Linked DNA regions of Homo sapiens: region 2 is linked to region 1. The links are chromatin contacts, found by Hi-C in ENCODE. All regions are on one chromosome and are shown on one strand. The core of a region is the stretch at or near the end of the contact, and the rest is flanking DNA. Distances in the headings are between cores, read along the strand shown.

Region 1 (4,007 bases), core at 1,508-4,007:
AGAGCTTCATCTCATGGATGACCACCAGGTCCTCTCAGGGCAGCACTGCGAGATATTGAACCGGACAGCCCATAAAATCTCATTGAAAGGAACTGTATTAGCTTGTTTCTGAACGAATTTCGTAAATACTAAAGCAGATGTACACACAAACATTAGTCACTAAGATGGTCCTGATCTCACATAGCAAACCTAGTTGATGTCTCACCCAGTGCTTTTTCAACAGGTCCCCAAGATCAGGAAGGACAGCCTCAATCTAGCAGTATTGAGAATGGAACCTAATAACCCCATCATGGCAACTGCCTGTACTGTTATCAAAGTATCTCTTGGTCAAAGTTTCTTTTCAGATGGAGTCTTCTTCTGTCGCTCAGGCTGGAGTGCAGTGGCACAATCTCGGCTCACTGCAACCTCCGCTTCCTGGGTTCAAAAGATTCTTCTGCCGCAGCCTCCCAAGTAGCTGGGACTACAGGCGCGCGACACCACGCCCAGCTAATTTATTTTTTGTTTTGTATTTTTAGTAGAGACCGGGTTTCACCATATTGGCCAGGCTGGTCTCGAACTCTTGACCTGGTGATCCACCTGCCTCGGCCTACCAAAGTGCTGGGATTACAGGCGTGAGCCACCGCACCCAGCCCTTTTTTTTTTTTTTAATTCCCCTTCACTTGGTGACTGTACTTTCAGTATTTTTTAAACTGTCAGAATGTACTTTTTAGGCCAGTGTTTTTATTTAACTAAAACTTCATAAAAACGGATACTGACGTCATATACTAGTCAATGAAAAATAACTCTTCCCAAGCTCAAACTTAGGAAGTGCTGCTTATTGATGTTTCTCAGGTTCTACATTAGCAGCTCCAAGAGAGCTAAGGCTGATCTCATATACCTGTGTATGTAACCTAGGTAACCAGCACTATCTTGCACTTTTTGCTGAACCCACACAGACGGGTCACTAGGTGATGGAGACATCAAATTCAATCTGTTATCTTCTCCATTTTTACTAGAACAGACCTTACCTACATACTTCAGAAAAGAACTTATATCTGTATCGTGACCGTCAAAGGAAGAGGTCACAATACAGAAATCTAAGTATTTGCATGAAACAAATACTCAGATAATCCTATATTTTATTTTCTTCCATGCACATTAGGTTTTTTGTGATCCCATTTAGTAATATAGTTAGAATACTCTATACAATATTGTTTATCACTATTTCACATAGAGATTATCATTGAGAATTTTGTTTTGTTTTGTTTTGAGCCTGTCGCCCAGGCTGGAGAGCAGTGGCGCAATCTCGGCTCACTGCAAGCTCCGCCTCCTGGGTTCACGCCATTCTCCTGCCTCAGCCTCCCGAGTAGCTGGGACTACAGGCGCCCGCCACCACGCCCGGCTAATTTTTTGTATTTTTAGTAGAGACGGGGTTTCACCGTGTTAGCCAGGATGGTCTCGATCTCCTGACCTCGTGATCCGCCTGCCTCGGCCTCCCAAAGTACTGGGATTACAGGCGTGAGCCACTGCGTCCGGCCGAGAAATTTTTTAAAAACTTGAGGGAATTACTTAAAGTTTAAATTCTATAATGTGAAAAATACTAAAAATATGTATAAGTGAGATCTTTCATGCATTTAATTAACAGTGCTAAACCATGACTTTCTAAACCATGACCAACGAAAAAATTTTTAAAAAGAACTTTATTACACGAAGATTCCTAGAACTAAAAGCGTCATTGCCTGACCTAAAGAATTTCAGGTAAGTGAGGTTCACCTCCTGATTTTAACCAAAGGCTTCGGTTTCCATCTGAATGCCAGCCGGCTTAAGAGGAGGCTGCTGCTTTAAAGGAGCGATATAAACGAAAAAGTTCTCAGGTCACAAACTTAGCTCAGATTCCAGCCCCGACAGATCTTGAGCCCATGTGGCATCGCTTTCAGAGCTTCCCAGTCTGTGAGTCAAGCCCCCGCCTCCTCCCCTCCCCGGGACTGCCTCGGGGATGAGGTTTACTAACAATTTCTCCGAGTGCCGGCGGAGCCCAGGAGCGCTGGAATCCAGCGTCTGGGAGAGGCTTGGGGAGCTCTTCCTCGGCTTCTGCAGCCGCAAAGTAGGGTTGCCAGCGCCAGGATCTGCACACAAGCCGCCGCCACCTCCCCTGCCCCCAAATGGCTGGGGTACGGAGGGAAAGGAGGACGCGAGGGTGTGCCACCCAACCCCGCAGAGTGAAGCCGAGGCCCCAAGGACCGTCGAGGAAATCGCGGCTGGGCCGGCCAGATCCGACGCACGGAATGCGATCTCCAGGTTCTCATCGTGTTCCCGGCTCGGTGCTCGGCGTTCAAGGGGGTGGGGAGGATCGAAAAGCTGCCCCTCGAGGCTGCTCCGCCGCCGGGGAAGCCCGTGGCTCAGGCTTCACGCGTCAGGCGCTCTCTCGGAGTCCAGCCGAGCCGGGCCCGGGCGCGCAACCCGCGGCGCTCCGCTCTCAGCCGGGGACGTGGCTCTCCGTCTCCCGCCCGCGCCGGGACAGCCCCGAAGGCTACCCGCCCGAAACTCCCGAAGAAAGTTGCGCCGCGCGCCCCAGCTCGTCCCTTGCGCGCCCCTCCACTTACCGCTCCCAGCCGAGGCTTCGTTCTCTCCGGCGTCGCCTCCGCAGCCTCCAGAGCCAGCTCCCGGTCCTCCTCACTCCAGGGCGCCCGGGCTCCCGGCCCCCTCCGAACCGAGCCCTCCGCGCCCCCGCCGCGCCATGCCCCGGGATGCGCTGCTGCAGCCTCGGGCGACGCTACTGAGAGCCGGGCCGGCGGGGGCGGGTAGGTGTGGGCGAAAGGGGCGGAGGGAGGGACGCGGCGGGCGCTGAGGCTCCGCTGGAGGGGGGAGGAAACCGCAACGTCACCAGAGCCAGAGGAGACGAGGATGAGGAGAGGGAAACGGGGACCCCCTCCCCCGGCCGAACCCCGACCGCAGGCCCGCCCCGCTTTCTCCCGCTCCTCCTCTCCCGGGACTCGCCGCTCGCAGCTGTGCTCGGCCTTCCACGCCACCCGGCCCGGACTCCACCCGCACCCCCGCCCGCCAGGCCTCTTTGGCTCTAACTTGTTCTAGTTTCTTAGGACTCAAACGCTTCGGGTTCGAGAATCACACCCAAAGGAAAGGTAACTTTTGGAGGCCCAGGGGGAGGAGCTGATGCTTCCATACTACTCTGCGAGAGGAAAGCGAGGAAGACGTTAAGACTCTTACTACCGGGACTGGTGCCCACTCCAGTCTGCCTCCTCCCGAATAGTTACTGCCTCTTTTCTCTCGAATTCGGTTTTACTCTCTTCTCAAAGAGAAGTTAGTGGGAGGGGGGACTTTGGGGCGGGGGTCACCTATAGAGAAGCAGTTCTCTTTTTTACTGTACCAACAAAATACACTAAATCCAAGCGCACCGAACCCTGCAAACGGAACAGATTTTAATCACAGAAGGTCAGGAGCAAAGCATTTAATGTAGGCAGCTCACAAACAGAAATTTATCTTACGCGGTGGGGGGGTGTGTGTGTGTGAGAGAGAGAGATCCCTCATGCACCCAAGTTCAGGTGGAGCATTTGCAACCTTGGTAGTCACAGCCTCCTGGAGAAGAGTCCTCCTGTTTTCCAAAAATCAGCCACTGCTCAAACACGCTCAGCCAGGTCCAACCAGGCCCCAAGGAGATGTGAGGTAGGATCAGGGCCATCACCTCAGGAATACTTTGCCCCTTCCACCTCCACCCAGTGTGTGCAAGTAACCTACCAGACCTAGATTGTACAGAAGTGAAAGATTTGTAGGATACTTACCCATTCATTAGAATGAGAGATATTTTACTGGGAGCAGTGCTTTTCTCCATGAGTTCTGAAGGGCACCTCCATCCAATTCCTCTATCCTCAGAGGTTCTCACTTCTATTTGGCCAAATAAGGAAAAAATGTGGATGTCTCAGTTTATGCTTCTCTTTTTCAGAAATTGCATTTAAGAGGAACTCCTTACAAACAGGTCAAGAGGAAGTGGTACTATTAAATTTTTTAAATGT
Region 2 (4,007 bases), core at 647-3,146, 360 kb after region 1:
TCACTCGTGTCCCAGCATGACCTCAAATCCAACATGCCTAAAACAAAATTGATAATATCTGCCTTCAATTAATTATCTTAAAATCTCTACTATTTATTGAGCATGAATGTGTCGAGACATAAAGCACTTTACATGCAGCATTCTTCTTAATCTTGAAACAAGGCTATAAGGAAATTATTATTATTCTCACTTACAAATGAGGAGATTGAGGCATAGAGAGGTTAAATAACTTCCTAATGAGATGCTGTCACTCTTAACTGTTATTATACTCTGCCTTCTGACATGTTGCAGGACATATTGTCCTTTAGTCATTCAGATTTGAAATCCTGGTGTCACATCGTCTCTTCCATCTGTTTCGCTGCTCATTCATAATCACTTGTTTTATATTCCTTTGGGATTTTTTCCTGTATCTATCAATTCTAAGTGCCAAAGTTTCTAGTCCAGACCTTTACAACATGTAAATTTTTGTAGCATGTTCCTGATTGACCTCTTTTAATTTTTTATATTTAAATACATTTTAAAGTAATCTACAACTACATGTTATTATAAACATCCAAATTATAGAGAAGAATGCAGAGTAAAAAGTGAAACTCCTCTGTCATTACTTTCATATTCTCTCACTAATCTCCAGGAAAGTAAGCACATATAATTTTTAGTTTGTGAATTTTTTTTTTTTTCGAGACAGAATCTCACTCTGTTGCCCAGGCGATGGCATGATCTCGGCTCACTGCAACCTCCGCCTCCTTGGTTCAAGCGATTCTCCTGCCTCAGCCTCCCGAGTAGCTGGGACTACAGGTGCCCACCACGCCTGGCTATTTTTGTATTTTTAGTAGAGATGGGGTTTCACCGTGTTAGCCAGGATGGTCTTGATCTCCTGACCTTGTGATCCACCCACCTCGGCCTCCCAAAGTGCTGGGATTACAGGAGTGAGCCACCATGCCCGGCCAGTTTGTTGATTTTTTAAAATATAAATAAACCTATAACACTCCTAATATTTGTAATTTACCCTTTTTTATACAACAATGTCCTGCAGACACATTTTATACAACAATGTCCTGCAGACACAGAAAATAACACAATCTTTCTGTGTTAATGTTACAGAATTTACATACGGTAGACACTTGATAATTTACATAATTATAGACTTAAATTACATACTATTTTCATCTAAAACAGAAATTATATTTTTTGTTTGTTTTTATCAAATTGAAGCATTTGTTTCTTCCAGCATTTCTTTTCATATCATGAGTTTAATCTTCTTCTTGGTTATTGTTAATAAAGATATCTTTCATGGCATGGTATGTCAATAAAGATTATTTTTTAAAATATCAATAAACTGTGTGTGTGTGAGTAGTTGTGGTATTATTTTACTGGATACTTTTTTGCATGTAAGTGCCAAACTCAAACATTCTCAGCTGCCTTGTACAAATTTCTAATTGGTTTACTATTTTTATACATCAGTAGTTCTCAAATTTAATGTACATTAGATTCAGCTGGGGGACTTAATAAACCCCAGATTGTTGGGCCCACCCCCAGAGTTTATGATTTGGTAGGTATGAAGTGAAACCCAAGAATTTCCATTTCTAACAAGTATTAGCCTAAAGCTGTCTCCTTGCATATTTTAAGTTCAGCTTAAAGGTTTCTCCGTGCATAGTAAACTATAACCTTACTGGATGTATGAACAGACAGTAACCTACTCTTGTGCCAATCACTGAGTTTGGCCAATCAAAGGGGGCCAACTCTTCAAACCTTGTTCAAAATAAGGCAAACATCAAGCTGTAACCAGTCCGGCTGTTTCTGTCTCTCACTTCTGTTTTTTTTTGTTAGTCACTTTCCTTTTGCTGTCCATAAATCTTCCACCAAGTGGCTGCACTGGACTCTCTGAGCATACTCTGGCTTGGGAGGCTGCCTAATTTGTGAATCATTCTTTGCTCAATTAAACTCTGTTACATTTGATTTGTCTAAGGTTTTTCTTTTAACACAAGTTTTCATGTGATGCGATGCTCCTGATCTAGGGACCACACTTGGAGGATCACTGATCCGTATGACTCTCTTGTGATGCTTTATACTCCTAGGATATCTTGATCCCTTCTCAGCACTCTCTGTCTACTGCACGTAAGAACTGTAGCTTAAAGAGAGAGCTGAAAATGGCTGTGGTGGACATCCGGGCCTGGGGTGTGTGCCCTTCCAGAATGGGGCCAGCAGAGGCTCTAAAAGGCAGACTTGATCAGAATGACAGTCCTGCCAATGGTTCAAACCTCAAATTAAGAAACAGTTTTCACACATGCAAAGGGTAGAACAAGCTATTGTTTATCCATCAGTCTCCACAGCAGCACTTGCCCTAGAGACTGCAGTCCACAGCAATTGCATCACCTTTGAGTATGAAGGACGATGTTATAAATGCCACTACATGCAGAAAACATTTTTAAACTTATATTCTTCACTTCCTGATCAGAGCTCAGCTAAGTAAAATTCTAGGAATTAAGTGAATTGATGCATTCAGTCAAATATTATATTTATTTCATTGTTACTATGGATTCAATTCTAGTGTGATTTGCTTTGTAAAGTAATTGTACCAATCTATTATACAAAAGTCCAAAATTGTTGAAACAAAGGAGGATTAAAAAAATTTGCTATAGGGTTTTTCTACAAATGTAGTAAAATTGCTTTATCTTTAACCATTTGATTTATAAAAACTGCCTGCTTATATATATATTGGACAGAGGAAACACATCATTTATAGACTTGATTAGCCAAAATACAAATGTAACATATGTACATAAAACTTATGTAATGGAGTATTTAGTTTTGAGAATGATATATAGGAGACATAATAATAATTCTGGAGAACTTAATCTGCTAGATACATTGTAATTCTTGTAAAGGCTTACATATTTATATTTTGTTTAAACCTTTTATTTTTATTTTTGCACCATCATCCCTTCATTTTTTTCAAATAAAAACATACTTAGAAGTAAATTATATATTTTCTAAATACATGCATTAAAATTTATGTGCCCCAACTTTCAAATGCTGTATTGTTTCTGAACATATATGCATTACTGTCACCTCTAGAAAGTTATTGAAACCATTAAATTGCCTGGATGGTTGAAGATTAGAAACATTATAGTGTATTAATAGGACAATGCCATTCTGAGTGATCTTTGGAGTATGATACTTTATATACTAATTCAGCTTTACAACCTGAAGGTAGAAACCAATTATATGGGACAAAAACCGCTTTGGTATATTATTTCTTATCTAAGACACTGTTAAAATGCTCAAATTTTACTAGTTTAAAATAAGAAATGAGGACCAAAATACATGGTGTTCTTTATCCTAAATTCCCTTTGCCTGGTGCAAAAATAATGGTTCATATTTTATCTGAGTGTTCCCAACTCATCCTCTTCACATTACACTTCAAGGTACTGTGGCATGCGAAATAGAAGTTTGGCTCAATTTCAGACTCAACCATCACCTCTCCATGCGGTCTCAAGTTAATAAACTTCCCTGGGCCTGAGTTTCCTCATCTGTAAACTAAGAGCATGTGAGAGTGCTCATAAAACATTATTTGAAAAGACTGGAGAGCAAGCATGAGTGAGTAGTGTCCATTGAAGGGTTTGTCCCAATAACTCACTGGAGAGTGTTCATGCCTTTCAGTCTGTGAGCTAGCAAAGATGGAGAGCAATGAACTAATGAAAGAGATATTTAGATGAATATGTTGCTTAAACATTTTAGTGTTGATGCATAATCAATGCACTTTGAATCAGGAAAATGCATTGAGTTGATTAAGATATTTCATCCATATTGCTTCTTTGCTTGAAATATTTCTGTGAAAAAGTATTGCCAGTTCTGGAAATAGAGTTAAAAGAATGCTTGAGTACTTTATTAGCTTTCACTAAACATGCATGTATTCATAAAAATTAGGTACAGTTTTCTAACGTGTTTTCTTAAACTTTATACAAATGCTACTACAATGGTATATATCATTCTTTTCATTCTTTAAC

The links. Hi-C counts contacts between places; a loop is a spot of excess contacts on that map. Pooled maps may share reads with other maps.
Region 2: a loop to region 1 is called in a pooled map, with 4 times the contacts of the local background. The contact joins the enhancer-like site here to the promoter of DSE in region 1. A Hi-C loop is called at or near these places in 6 of 37 single-sample maps with no recorded cell type and 7 of 50 pooled maps.

The regions. Positions count from the first base shown.
Region 1 is chr6:116,369,697-116,373,703 of GRCh38, reverse strand. It overlaps DSE (dermatan sulfate epimerase), which reads right to left and starts at 2,757. Exons shown (of 6, transcript NM_013352.4): 1 at 2,583-2,757. LOC100287467 (a long non-coding RNA gene) reads left to right here and starts at 1,985. Exons shown (of 1, transcript NR_148944.1): 1 at 1,985-4,007. RefSeq lists enhancers at 1,886-2,386, 3,901-3,950 and silencers at 2,384-2,678, 2,441-2,970.
Region 2 is chr6:116,006,885-116,010,891 of GRCh38, reverse strand. All of the region lies in intron 1 of FRK (fyn related Src family tyrosine kinase), which reads left to right. Among named protein-coding and RNA genes, the nearest start is that of FRK, 52 kb to the left of the region's middle. RefSeq lists an enhancer at 1,809-2,088. Within about 2 kb of position 1,896, at least 5 of the 41 ENCODE cell types and tissues checked have a DNase peak (open chromatin) inside an H3K27ac peak, as active enhancers do.